Linked DNA regions of Homo sapiens: all the other regions are linked to region 1. Evidence: chromatin contacts called from ENCODE Hi-C or POLR2A ChIA-PET data. All regions are on one chromosome and are shown on one strand. The core of a region is the stretch at or near the end of the contact, and the rest is flanking DNA. Distances in the headings are between cores, read along the strand shown.

The links. A loop is a pair of places that touch in the nucleus more often than their neighbours do. ChIA-PET counts read pairs that join two places held with the same protein, here RNA polymerase II (POLR2A). Pooled maps may share reads with other maps.
Region 2: a map of Calu3 shows a loop between it and region 1 (2.6-fold over the local background). The contact joins the promoter of ERBB2 here to the promoter of PSMD3 in region 1. A Hi-C loop is called at or near these places in 2 of 168 maps with a recorded cell type or tissue (Calu3 and sciatic nerve) and 4 of 50 pooled maps. POLR2A ChIA-PET finds 5 or more read pairs at or near these places in 4 of 52 experiments (HEK293, HepG2, MCF 10A and 1 more).
Region 3: a loop to region 1 is called in a pooled map, with 2.9 times the contacts of the local background. The contact joins the enhancer-like site here to the promoter of PSMD3 in region 1. A Hi-C loop is called at or near these places in 2 of 50 pooled maps. POLR2A ChIA-PET finds 5 or more read pairs at or near these places in 3 of 52 experiments (CD8-positive, alpha-beta memory T cell, K562 and endothelial cell of umbilical vein).

The regions. Positions count from the first base shown.
Region 1 is chr17:39,978,766-39,982,677 of GRCh38, reverse strand. PSMD3 (proteasome 26S subunit, non-ATPase 3) reads right to left here and starts at 1,871. Exons shown (of 12, transcript NM_002809.4): 1 at 1,488-1,871. The coding sequence starts at 1,707. RefSeq lists a silencer at 1,531-1,580 and enhancers at 983-1,960, 1,761-2,040, 2,261-2,440, 2,862-3,912.
Region 2 is chr17:39,698,441-39,702,979 of GRCh38, reverse strand. ERBB2 (erb-b2 receptor tyrosine kinase 2) reads right to left here and starts at 2,916. Exons shown (of 27, transcript NM_004448.4): 1 at 2,669-2,916. The coding sequence starts at 2,741. RefSeq lists enhancers at 933-1,432, 1,433-1,934.
Region 3 is chr17:39,485,171-39,489,276 of GRCh38, reverse strand. All of the region lies in intron 2 of CDK12 (cyclin dependent kinase 12), which reads right to left. Among named protein-coding and RNA genes, the nearest start is that of CDK12, 26 kb to the right of the region's middle. Within about 2 kb of position 2,761, at least 3 of the 41 ENCODE cell types and tissues checked have a DNase peak (open chromatin) inside an H3K27ac peak, as active enhancers do.

The sequences.
Region 1 (3,912 bases), core at 622-3,121:
TAGGCACAGTTTTAAGCATTTTAATGTTCACAACAACCCAATAAAGTACTGTACTATTACTTGTATTTATACAGATGAGGGAACTAATTCCAGAACTTGTACTCTTAACCATTATATTGGGTATTCAATAAATGTTTCTGGAATAAATTGAATGCTGATTATGTTTACGAATGTTAATGAAAACACATAAAATTCAAAATTTATATTTAGTTATGCCTTGATACAAACTGTATACATAACTTGCTCTCAATTATAGGAGAACAGCTCAAAAATTCACAAGAAAAAATGTTAACCATGTTTTTTATCCCCTGCTTTTAACTTCTCATACATTCCACAATTTCTGCAATGAATATGAATTACTTTACAAGAAGAAAATGAAGTGCCTGTAATAAACACACCCAGTAGGCAATGCTGAGTGGCACCTTTGACATTGCTGCCACTACTTTAGGTAAAAGGATCTCTATTAAATATCGATCCTGTTGCTCAACTTTACAGTAAGAGCTGATGTAGTCAACACCATCACATCCTCAAAAGCACCACCTAGGAGGATAACTTTGCTTATCTCAATGTTTTTGAGCTAGTTTCTCACGCATTTTAGTGAAAAGAAAACCTAGTAAGTAGTCTGGTCCCACTTGATCCAGAACCAGGAAAATGGCACCAGGATCACAGTGGGAAGCTCTCACTTTGCCCACTTCAAATGGAAACAGGACGCTGTAAGTGGGAAAAGTAAAACATGAACTTGGAGGAACAAGAGGACTACAGACACTCGAAACAGGAACCTCGGAGAAAAGAAATAGGAGACACCGGTATATAGGAGTTTAGGCCAAAGGTTGAGTATTACAAAACCAAACAAAGATGACACCCGAAAAGTTTTAAGTGTGTATGTACTTAAACCCTTTAGAAACAGAGGGGCAGTAAGGACCTGAAGGGAGGAGACAGCAAGGGGACTGTTGGGACACTTCAGTTAGAGAAGTAGGAAACAAGATACTAGGTCGAAATGGTTCATTCGGGGGAGTGTGCTAAAGGCAGCTAGGACAACAAAAATCTGCTGTACAGTTTTAAAACTCAGGAGTCAATATTCTAGGTCATCCTGGCCCTGTTTACACACAGACACAAACACTGGTTTCCAGCGGGAACAATCAGTCATATATTGGAGGCGCTAAAATCAGTCGGGTGGGATATAAACGGAATAGGTCAGAGGGGAGGACTTAAAAGAGGGAGTCCCCAGGCCCACTGGGACCTAGATATAGATGCAACCCCAGATATGGGGATGGAGGGGATGGGAGGGGAGTGGTTCCCAGCCTGGAGAGAAGGTTCAGTCATTGGGCCTGGAGTCGGGAGTGTCGGGGCAGTGGGAGCAGGTATCTGGGGGTGATCCCAAAGAACTGAGGGTGGTGGAGGCTGCTGTGGCTTCCCAGCAAGAAGCCAAATCACAGGGGTCGCTGTCACCCGCGATCGCGGCACGTTCCCGGCCTGGGCTGCCGTACCCTCCAAGGTGACTGTGTCCAGCTCTCGCTGGGAGTGCTCAGCCGCTGCCGCCGCCGTCTTGCCGTCTGCCTCCCCCGTCGACCCGCCACCCGTCGCTGCCTCCTCTTTCATCTCCACATCCTGGGGGGCCGGCGGCGGTGGGGGTTCTTGTTCTCCTCCGCCGGGCGGCGGTTTCGCCTTGTCCGCGCCGCGGCGCCGCGCCGAGCCCTCCTGCTTCATGGCACCCGGGGTCACGGCCTAGTCCGGGGACCGAGGCCGGGGCCTCGCGTTAACCCTCGCACCGGGGACCAGGAGCCGAGCCGGGCCTGCACACGAGCGCGAGATAGCGTCGGGCCGCACGATGACGGAGCAGCTGCAAACCCCTTCCCGGCGCTGGGCCTTCTGGGAAACGCCAGGCCCGGCAGGCCGATGGCCGAGTCAACAAAGGGGAAATAAATCCACAGCCGAGGTGCAGGATGAAGGAGGAGCTTCGAGGAAGGAGCGGGGAGGAGCCTTTATGGGTTCGTGGGGCTTTCTTTCGAGCGCTTAAGTGTGATGCTTTTATGTTCCTCTCGAGTGCATTTCTGTGGGCGTCCACGAGAGGTCCCCTCAGGCTCCAATCTGGGTTACAAAGGACTTTAAGAGCGCCTCAACCAGCGTGGAGTGGGTACAGCCTATCCGAGCGCGGGACGAGATGACGTCACGAGTTGCCGGGCGGGTTTTGCGCCCAAGTTCGCTCAATTTTCCCCGGTCGCGGCGGGGTCTCCTTCCAGATCCGCTGGGCTTGTGCTCAACGGCTGCCGGGCGCATCCGGCAGGAGGGAAGGAAAGAAGGCTGTGAAGGAGGGACGTGAAGCTAGGGCTGTTGGCCTTAAAATAAACCGAACTGGAGAGTAGGAAGAACCCTATGGGATCCGGACTTCCTTGGTTAGATTTGAGTTTAGTGCTGAACATAAGGCATACAATTTCTGCAGGCTGGGAGTGCCGATAGGTAGGAGCGTGCATTTGCGTAGAATCACTCCAGTTTAACAAAATATAGGGGTCCACCCTATGTACGGCCCACGGTTAGCAAATAGGGGGGTGAAAAACAGCTCAAGAATGTAGTATACGGGGGAGTCAGATGGTTAGATAAGCAGACACTGTGCTCTGGGCTGCGGTGGATTGGGAGTGTTGAGGAAAGAGGGTGGGAGCCCCTACTGGCAGACGCTTTAGGGAGCCCATTGAGAGGGCTTTTATACATCCAGACAGACATTGTGAAATGGGGAACAGAATAATGGTGTGCCTAAGGAGAGAATGATGGTTTACTTAGTGGTGTACCTAAGGGGAAGCAAATTGGACAAGAAACCCTACCCACTTATTTTTCAAAGGACTGCCCCACTGGTTCTGCAGGGAAGGTGAAACAAGGTGAAGGATATAGCTCCCAATTTCTTAGAACACACAACAAAAACTCTCTCCCTACCTTGAAACTTTTCTCTCTCCCATAAGTGGAAGTCCTGAGTTTTAGACCTTTCACGGACCCTACAAGACAATCTAGCCCTGTTGTAAGGACCTAGAAGGCAGGAAATATGTTTTGACCTCCTCCTTTGCATATATAAAGGGTATCCTGCATATCTTTTGCATCCTCTTTCATAGGATTGCAGGATGTTCCTTGCGTTAAACAGCCACTCGCTAACTGGAAAGATATGTGCTCTAGTTTTAGGGAACATGCCTTGACCAGTTCCTCCTCAACTGTCCTCTCACCCTCCAGGGCTGGGGGGTGGATAACAGGACTTTTGAATCATCATTGGAATAAACTCATTAGAACCTCTTCATAACACCATATCTGCAACTGAAGGTGGGCGAGAATGGTAAGGAAGAAAACAGATGAGTTATGTTCATCCTTAACAATCAAAGGAGTTACTCTTCTAGATAGTTAGGGTGTTAGCTCATCTCTCTATTAAGTTTACATCACAAGGAGAAAACAACCAAGTCAGCAGATAACAACCCAGTATATCCATGAGCAATAGAGTGAGGCTTTGGAAGGTGCTCAGGATCAGGGAGGCTGGCGGCATAACACAAAGCTTCTGGCAGTTGGTCATGAATTCTTGGTGGATGAGGGAACCAGGCTGGGCAGGGGGTGACTAAGACACTGGGGGAGAGTCTGACTCCACGGACCAAAATCCTTAGAGAAATTCTTCCACTCATAAAACTTTTTTTTTTTTTTAAACGGAATCTCGTTCTGTTGGCCAGGCTAGGGAGTACAGTGTCGTGATCTTGGCTCACTGCAACCTCCCCCTCTGGGGTTCAAGCGATTCTCCTGCCTCCTTCTCCTGAGTAGCTGGGACTACAGGTGCGAGCCACCATGTCCAGCTAATTTTTAATTTTTTTTTTTTTAATTTTTAGTAGAGACAGGGCTTCACTATGTTGATTAGGCTGGTCTTGAACTCCTGACCTCAGGTGATCCTCC
Region 2 (4,539 bases), core at 1,667-4,166, 280 kb after region 1:
CCACCTGCCTGCCCCTAAGGCTTTGTTCAACCCATTATTGTTGGCTGGAATAAGACTCTAACCACCTCTTAATGCCTCCTCTTCAGAGTCCAAAAATTCCCTGGACATTACTGGGTAGCTGGGAGCCTTGGATAAGTTGCTTCATTTCTCTGAACTTCCATTTTCTCATCTGTGCACCTACTTCACAGGACTGTCACAGAGATTAAATGAAAGCATGGATAAAAACCTAGCATATAGGAAGTACACCGTACATTTCTTAAAAGTTAAGACAAGACAGGTTCATACAGCAGGAATATGGGTAATCCCAAACCACGAGAAAATTAAACATGCTTTGTGTTTGACTTTGGAATGCCACGTATTTTTTCTTTTTACATTTGATCCCTATCTTTTCAATTGTTTTTTTCTTGACAAATAAAATGAGTACTTTCCCCAAGTATAGTAAAGAGAGGAGGCTGTTGGAAGAATCATACTGGAATTAAAATATGAAGGAGTTCTGCAAGATTAAAAGGATGTATTTGCTGCAATTTGTAAAACCCATACCTCTAAGAAAGGATTTCAGAAAAATCCTGACCCCTCTGGGGCTCCCCCTAGGCCTCCCCTTCCCCCACATTCCTGCCCCAGACCTCACCCCTTGGGTAAAATCTGGGTGCTGGAGGCAGCTGGGTGGTATACTTTTTTTCTGAAACGGAGTCTCACACTGTCACCCAGGCTGGAGAGCATTTGCAATCACAGCTCACTGCAAGCCTCAACTTCCTGGGCTCAGGTGATCCTCCTGCCTCAGCCTCCGGAGTAGCTGGGACTACAGGCACGTGTAATCACATCCAACTAATTTTTGTATTTTTTGTACAGAGTTTTGCCTTGTTGCCCAGGCTGTGCAATGACTTTTTAACTAACTCCTGCACAACACAATCAATAGTGCAGGTTGAGGGGTGAGGACATGAGGAGGCCCCATCCAGAGAACCCAGCCCTCAAATCCAGCTCTGCAGCAACTGCCATTCCCTGATCAACTCCCAGCCCAAGGTGAGGAAGGGCAGCAGCTCAGCCTGACAGCTCAGTATGGCCTCACCCTTCTCATCAGAAGATGAGAGGTGAAGATGCTTGTCTGGGAAACAGGGAGGGCAAGGATGTACTCCCTGGAAGAGAGGAACCTTCTTCCTCAGCAAGAAGGCGTGGCCATAGAAGGCTACCTCCCTCTGTTTATGGCAGATCTGGCCCAGCACCTTAAGGGAGTTCCTGCAGAGGACAGAGTTCAGCCTGTGTCCCCAAGTCAGCAGAGAGACTGCTGTTTGGCAACACAAAGCCCAGACACACAAATACAAAGACCACACAACTGAGGAACACCCTGGCGTAGACCTGCAGAGATAACACGGCCATGCACTCACTCACAGAGGGCCCCTCGGGCAACACACAGCCACGATGACACCCACTCCCTCCCCAGACCCTCTGACCTATGGAGACCACCCACGACTCCCAGAACACTTTCATTTTGTCTCCCCTGCAGCCCAGTGACTCAGGGAGCAGTGTCCCTCATTGCTCCAGGTGCACTCATCCATATAGCGATTTCGAATGCATGGTTGGGGGTCGCACTGCCTGGGGTCCCATCTTGACCCCACCACTTACTAGCTGCTACTCAACCTCTGGACTGCTACTCAGTCCAGAATGCTGGCAGAACTTCCACTATAGGGGTGTTCTAGGATTAAAGGAGAATGCATGCAAAACACCACAAACAGTTCCTGGCAGAGTATACCTGGCCCAGGCTATATGTTAGCTTTTATGATTAATGCACACAGGTGGACAGATGGGTCAGGATACACACTGCCCCCACTCACCCTTCCCCACGCACAGCACCAAGGAAAAGGCAGCAGAACAACGCAGCCCTCCCTAGGCTCCCATCTGGCCTTATTTCTTAGCTTCCTTCTCTGGGAACTCTCCCACTTTACACCCCAAGAAACCCACCCCCACCCCTCCATGGTCCACGCGCTCCAAAAGTCACAGAGCACAGTCCCTAAGCTGGCCCCAAGAATCTGTTCAAAGCAAACGTCTCCCCCGCCCCCAACCCAGACCCCAGCAAGAGGCCACCCTCCGGGCCACCCTTTCCTCCCCGGCTCTGGTTGGGACAGGTTGCTATGCCACCCTCCACTCCACCACACACACACACACCCGACCCCGCCAGAAGCAGGAGCAACCAAACCAAAATCGTCTGAAGGGGAGCGGGGAGGGGCTGGAGGAGGGGCAGGGCAGAGGACCCCCCCAAGGAATCCAGCCCAGGCCAGTCCGGAGGCGGAGGCTGCCAACTGGAAAGGCTTTGAGAAAGCTTGAGGGGGCTCAAGAAGGGGGGAAACGCGCGCGCGCGCTCTACGCAATACACCCTTTGCGGGAAAACTTTCTGAACAATTTCAGAGAACTTCTTTGACAAGTTCCCGGAGCCCCTCGGAGCCTGGAAAGCGCCAGTCTCTTGGATGGGCCATCTCGAGCCGCTGCCGTGTAACTGCCCCCTCCCGCCCGAGGGCCCCAGGGCCCGGCTGCCCTGAGCGTCTCGACTGTCCACAACTTCGGGATAGGAGAGCTCGTCCGGGCCCCTCTGGCCCCGCCGGCCGCGGGACCTCGGCGGGGCATCCACAGGGCAGGGTCCCGCCGCTGCTCCGTCCCCTCCCCACACCAGACCCACCTTGGGTGCTCGCGGCTCCGGGGGGCAAGAGGGCGAGGAGGAGCCCCCAGCGGCACAAGGCCGCCAGCTCCATGGTGCTCACTGCGGCTCCGGCCCCATGGCTCCGGCTGGACCCGGCTGGGAGGGCGCGGGGCGCGGGGTGCTGCGAGGGGTGGGGGCCGGGCGCGCGGCGCAGTAAAGGGCCCCGTGGGAAGGGGCGCGCGGCTGCCCGGGGGGCTCCCCTGGTTTCTCCGGTCCCAATGGAGGGGAATCTCAGCTTCACAACTTCATTCTTATACTTCCTCAAGCAGCCCTCCTCCTCCACCTCCTCCTTCTCCTGTGATTGGGAGCAAGCGCGCTCCCAGCTCGCCCCCTCCAACTGCATTCCAACAAGTCTGGGAGTGGCAACTCCCAGCTTCACTTTCTCCCTCTCTTCGCGCAGGCCTGGGTGCGTCCCTCCTAGCGCCGGGACGCCTGGGTTGCCTGCAGCCGTTCTCACACTTTTCCTCGGAGAATCCCTAAATGCAGAGGCTGGTGACTCTGCCCCCTCCCCCGGAGTCCGGGATAAATTCCCTAGGCTGCCACTCTTAACACCCTTTTAAGTCTCAGGTTTTATCTTAAACTTTCCTGGGGAGCTTGCATCCTACTCCATCCCAAGCCTATTTGTTTTAATATCAAATAATGGTTTTCCCACCACATCCTCTAGTAAAATTGATAGTCAAGGAGGGGGATGTGTTGTGTTTACCTTGTGGCTTCCAGGACCCCCGGGGCATATCTTCTGGAATCTTTGAAGTATCTGAAAAGCATGATCTTAAGAGGGTCTACAAATTTGGGAGGAGACAGTCACATCGAAAGGACTTTTTTTTTTTTTTAAACGAACTTTTGCTCTTGTTGCCCAGGCTGGAGAGCAATGGCGCGATCTCTGCTCACCACAACCTCTGCCTCCCTGGTTCAAGTGATTCTCCTGCCTCAGCCTCCCGAGCAGCTGGGATTACAGGCATGTGCCACCATGACCAGCTAATTTTTTGTATTTTTAGTAAAGACAGGGTTTCTCCACGTTGGTGAGGCTGGTCTTGAACTCCCAACCTCAGGTGATCCTCCCGCCTCAGCCTCCCAAAGTGCTGGAATTACAACCACGAGCAACTGCACCCAGCCCAAAAAGACTTCTATCTCAATTCTTCAAAATGCACCCTTCTTGCTTATTTAAGGAGGCACCCAGCACCCAATGCATTCAAGGTTTCTTCTTTGCCCCTTGCCTTCTATTAGCCTGCTTAATTCCACTTCTCAACCACATTCTATTTGGAGCCCCTGACCCTATTCCTTAGGCCTAGTGGTAGGGGTGGGGATGGAAGGAAGACTTTTTTTTTTTTTTTTAATTTCAACAAGATATTGCATGGGACATATTTATACTAACAAATTATTCATTGTTTATCTGAAATTCAAATTTAACTGGGCCTCCTTATTTTTATGTGCTAAATTTGGCAGTTCTAGTTGGAATGCCCCAGCCAAGAATGCAGCTATACTGGTCAAGAAGGGATCAAAGGCACCTATCAGGGACTGGAGAATGAAGGACACCAGCATCTCTTTCTCTCTTCCCTCCCCCCCATCTCCCACACCTCTTTACAGGTATACACTTGCATTTCTAAACTTGCTTCCATGTGCTGAGCACACTTAAAGCAGGCACCTCTTGTGGGACAGGTTGCTATGCCATCCTAGGGAGTTGAGAAACAGGGGCCTCTGGGACCAAGAGGACCTGGGTTCAAATCTTGAATCTGGCCAGTCGCGGTGGCTCACACCTGTAATTCCAGCACTTTGGGAGGCCGAGGCAGGCAGATCACGAGGTCAGGAGATCGAGACCATCCTGGCTAACACGGTGAAACCCTGTCTCTGCT
Region 3 (4,106 bases), core at 1,512-4,011, 490 kb after region 1:
GCAATACAGTGAAACCCCATCTCTATTAAAATACAAAATTTAGCTGGGTGCACCTGTACTCCCAGCTACTCAGGAGGCTGAGGCAGGAGAACTGCTTGAACCCCAGGGGTGGAGGTTGCAGTGAGCTGAGATCGCGCCACTGCACTCCAGCCGGAGAGACAGAGTGAGACTCCATCTCGAAAAAAAAAAAAAAAAAATTAACTGGGTGTGGTGGTGTAATTCCAGCTACTCGAGAGGCTGAGGCAGGAGAATTGCTTGAGCCTAGGAGGAGGAGGTTGCAGTGAGCTGAGATCGCACGACTGCACTCCAGCCTGGGTGACAAGACTCTGTCTCAAAAATAATTAGCTGGACATGGTGGTATAAGTGTGTGTTTCCAGCTACTTGGGGGCAGATGGCAACCGGCAGTCCTGGGGTGGGAGCATCATTTGAGCCCAGGAAGTCAAAGCTACAGTGAGCCATCACCATGCCATTGCACTCCACCCTGGGCAACAAAGGGCAGCTCTGTCTCGAAAAATAAAAAATTTAAAAATAGAAATAAAATGCAGGAAGTAATTTTCTTAAATTCACAAAGTATCACTGCAACTCGTGGAGTTCATCGAATTTACTCTACATTTTAGCAAAGATTTAACAAACAAGAAGAGCTCAACAATTTAATACTACTCTATCGCTAAAGAGGTGCAAAAATCTTGGAAAAAAGAAATAGTATTTTAGAATGCTTTCCCTGTAAAAAATATAAATTGCCGAAGATATTTACAAAAAAATAGAAATATAGCTAAGTTGTAAGTCAAAACTAATAAAAAATATACTGAATCATTCCGTTCACTTCAAAGCAGAAGGCAAACCTGACCAGCCAAAATAGACAATCATCAAACTAAAAATCTAAAGAAAAAGGGTCCAAGCAACTATTTCAGAATTATTAAGGCACCTGGTGGCAGAAGCCTCTCCCAGTAATCAGTAAATTATAGTAGTCAGTGGGGTTTTGTAGAAAGATAGGTTTCCAGGAATAGATCAGAAAAGTCAGTTTTCAATCTTTTTTTTTTTTTGAGACAGGGACTCACTTTGTTGCCCAGGCTGGAATGCAATGACACAATCATGGCTCACTGCAGCCTCAATTTCCCGGGCTCAAGCAACACTTTCACCTTAGCCTCCTAAGAAGCTGGGACCACGGCACACACCAACACACCCAGCTAATTCTTGAAATTTTTTGTAGAGACAAGGTCTTGCCATATTGCCCAGGCTAGTCACAAAATCCTGGACCTCCCCAAGTGATGCTCTTGCCTCGCCTCCTACCACGTATGGCCCAGATACAATTTTTTGCCTATCTCAATTTATTAATAAGTGGTAGAGAAATTTTGTGCCAAGAGCCAGGTGTGGTGGCTCATGCCCGTAATACCAACACTTTGGGAGGCCAAGGCAGGCGGATCAGTTGAGCCCAGGAGTTCAAGACCAACCTGGCCAACATGGTGAAACCTCATCTCTATTAAATAAAGATACAAAAATTAGCTGGGCATGGTGGCATGTGCCTGTAGTTCCAGCTACTTGTGAGGCATGAGAATTGCTTGAACTGGGGAGGTCAAGGTTGCAGTAAGCCGAGATCGTGCCACTGCACTCCAGCCTGGGTGACAGGGCAAGACTTTATCTCAAAAAAAAAAAAAAAAAAAAAAAAAAATTGTGTCATGCACATCCTCAGAAAAAATAAGACATCTATAGTACAACAGACTAACTCATGTCTACAAATAAAATCAGGCCAGATAGGTCTTCTCTATTCCTTCACAGTATCAGATGGTTGAAAAAGATCTGAGAACCTTAACCACAGGCAATCTTCTCTATTTTTATGACAGGTAGTTATAAAGGAAAATATTGGTGCTTTGCATGAATATTTCCTAGACCACAAAGATCTATCTCTTGCAATGTATCTTTTTAAAGAATACTGTTAACCCTTGTGTGTGAATTTTCCATAAAAGAATGTCATTTACTCAAAATATAAGAACATAAATCTCAACAGCTATTGACTCCTGCCAATTTTTATCGTTTTAATCCCTTGTAAATCAGACAGAACAATACAATATAGGTTAGTTTGTACCACATCAACCAGAACTGGGATAGTCAGTGGAGTAGATAATGATCATCTGAAACTTTCTGTTGAAATACTGGGAGAGATGAACATGCAACATTATTATAATCTGCACTCAGATTTTTCCATCCTAGAAACAAAACTTATTATCAGAAAACTCTTTGAGTCACAATGTAATATAGATTCTTTTTTTTTGAGACGGAGTCTCCCTCTATTGCCCAGGTTGGAGTACAGTGGTGCAATCTTGGCTCACTGCAACCTCTGCCTCCTGGGTTCAAGTGATTCTGCTACCTCAGCCTCCCAAGTAGCTGGGACTACAGGCGTGTGCCACTACGCCCGGCTAGTTTTTTGTATTTTTAGTAGAGATGGGGTTTCACCATATTGGCCAGGCTGGACTCGAACTCCTGACCTCATGATCTGCCCACCTCAGCCTCCCAAAGTGCTGGGATTACAGACATGAGCCACCGCACCCCACCAACATAGATTTTTTAAATTATTCTAATTTTTAAGATGTTCAGCGAAAAAAAACTTGTAATTTCTCAACCACTGTCGGAATATTCTTTACAAATCTCAATTCCTCATTATTCAAAACAGATTTCTTCTTGGTTTGGCTTCACTAGAAGAACAAGAAAAATCAGGCTGAGCATGGTGACTCATGCCTGTAATCCCACTACTTTGGGAGCCAAGGCAGGAAGATTGCTTGAGCCCAGGAGTTCAAGACCAGCCTGAGCAACATAGTGAGACCTTATCTCTAAAAAAAATAAACAAAGTTAGCTGGGAGTGGTGGCATGCACTTCTGGTCCCAGCTACTATCGAGGCTGAAGCGAGAGGATCACTTGAGCCAGGGAAGGAGGCCAAGGTTGCAGTGAGCCATGATTGTGCCACTGCACTCCAGTCTAAGTGACAGAGCAAGATTCTGTTTCACAGAAAAAAAAAAAAAAAAAAAAAAGAGGCAGGGTGCAGTGGCTCATGTCTGTAATCCCAGCACTTTGGGAGGCCAAGCGGGCGGATCACCTGAAGTCAGGAGTTCAAGACCAGCCTAGCCAACATGGTGAAACCGCATCTCTACTAAAAGTACAAAAATTAGCTGGGCATGGTGGTGCACTCCCAAAATCCCAGCTACTTGGGAACCTGAGGAAGGAGAATCGCTTCAACCCAGGAGGCAGAGGTTGCAGTGAGCCAAGATCACCCCACTGCACTCCAGCCTGGGCGACAGAGCAAGACTCTGTCTCAAAAAAAAAAAAAGAAAAAGAAAAAAGAAAAATTAAGGTATTTTAATTGTGTCATCATCATTTCAAATAAATTCAGTCTATGGTTTTTTGTCTGTTTGGAGACAGGATCTTGCTGTGTCACCCAAGCTGGACTGTAGTGGTGCAATCATAGCTGACTGCAGCCTCGAGGCTCAAGTGATCTACCCACTACAACATTCCAAGCAGCTGAGACTACAGGTGCATACCACCACAGCTGCTTTTTTTTTTTTTAAGAGACAGGGGCCAGGCACAGTGGCTCATGCCTATAATCCCAGCACTTTAGGGGGCCGAGGCCGGGGATCATGAGGTCAGGAGATCAAGACCATCCTGGCAAACATTGTGAAACCCTGTCTCTACCAAAATACAAAAAAAATTAGCCAGGCGTGGTGGCACCCGCCTGTTAGTCCCAGCTACTCAGGAGGCTGAGGCAGGGGAATCACCTGAACCCGGGAGGTGGAGATTAGTGAGCTGAGATTGAGCCACTGCACTCCAGCCTGGCGACAGAGTGAGACTCTGTTTCCCAAAAAAAAAAAAAAAAAAAAAAGGGGGGGGATGCCTAAGCTCTGGTCTCAAACTCCCACCTGAAGCAATCCTCCAGCTTGGCCTCCTAAAGTGCTGGGATCACAGGCATCAGCCACCATGCCCAGCCAATCTGTGTTTCATATTTTTGTTTTCTCCAATGTTTACTTTATGAGCTCAAATAAAGTACTAATACAGATTAGGTACTCTCTTATCCACAATGCCTCAAACCAGAGTGTCTGAACTTTTTTTTTTTTTTTTTT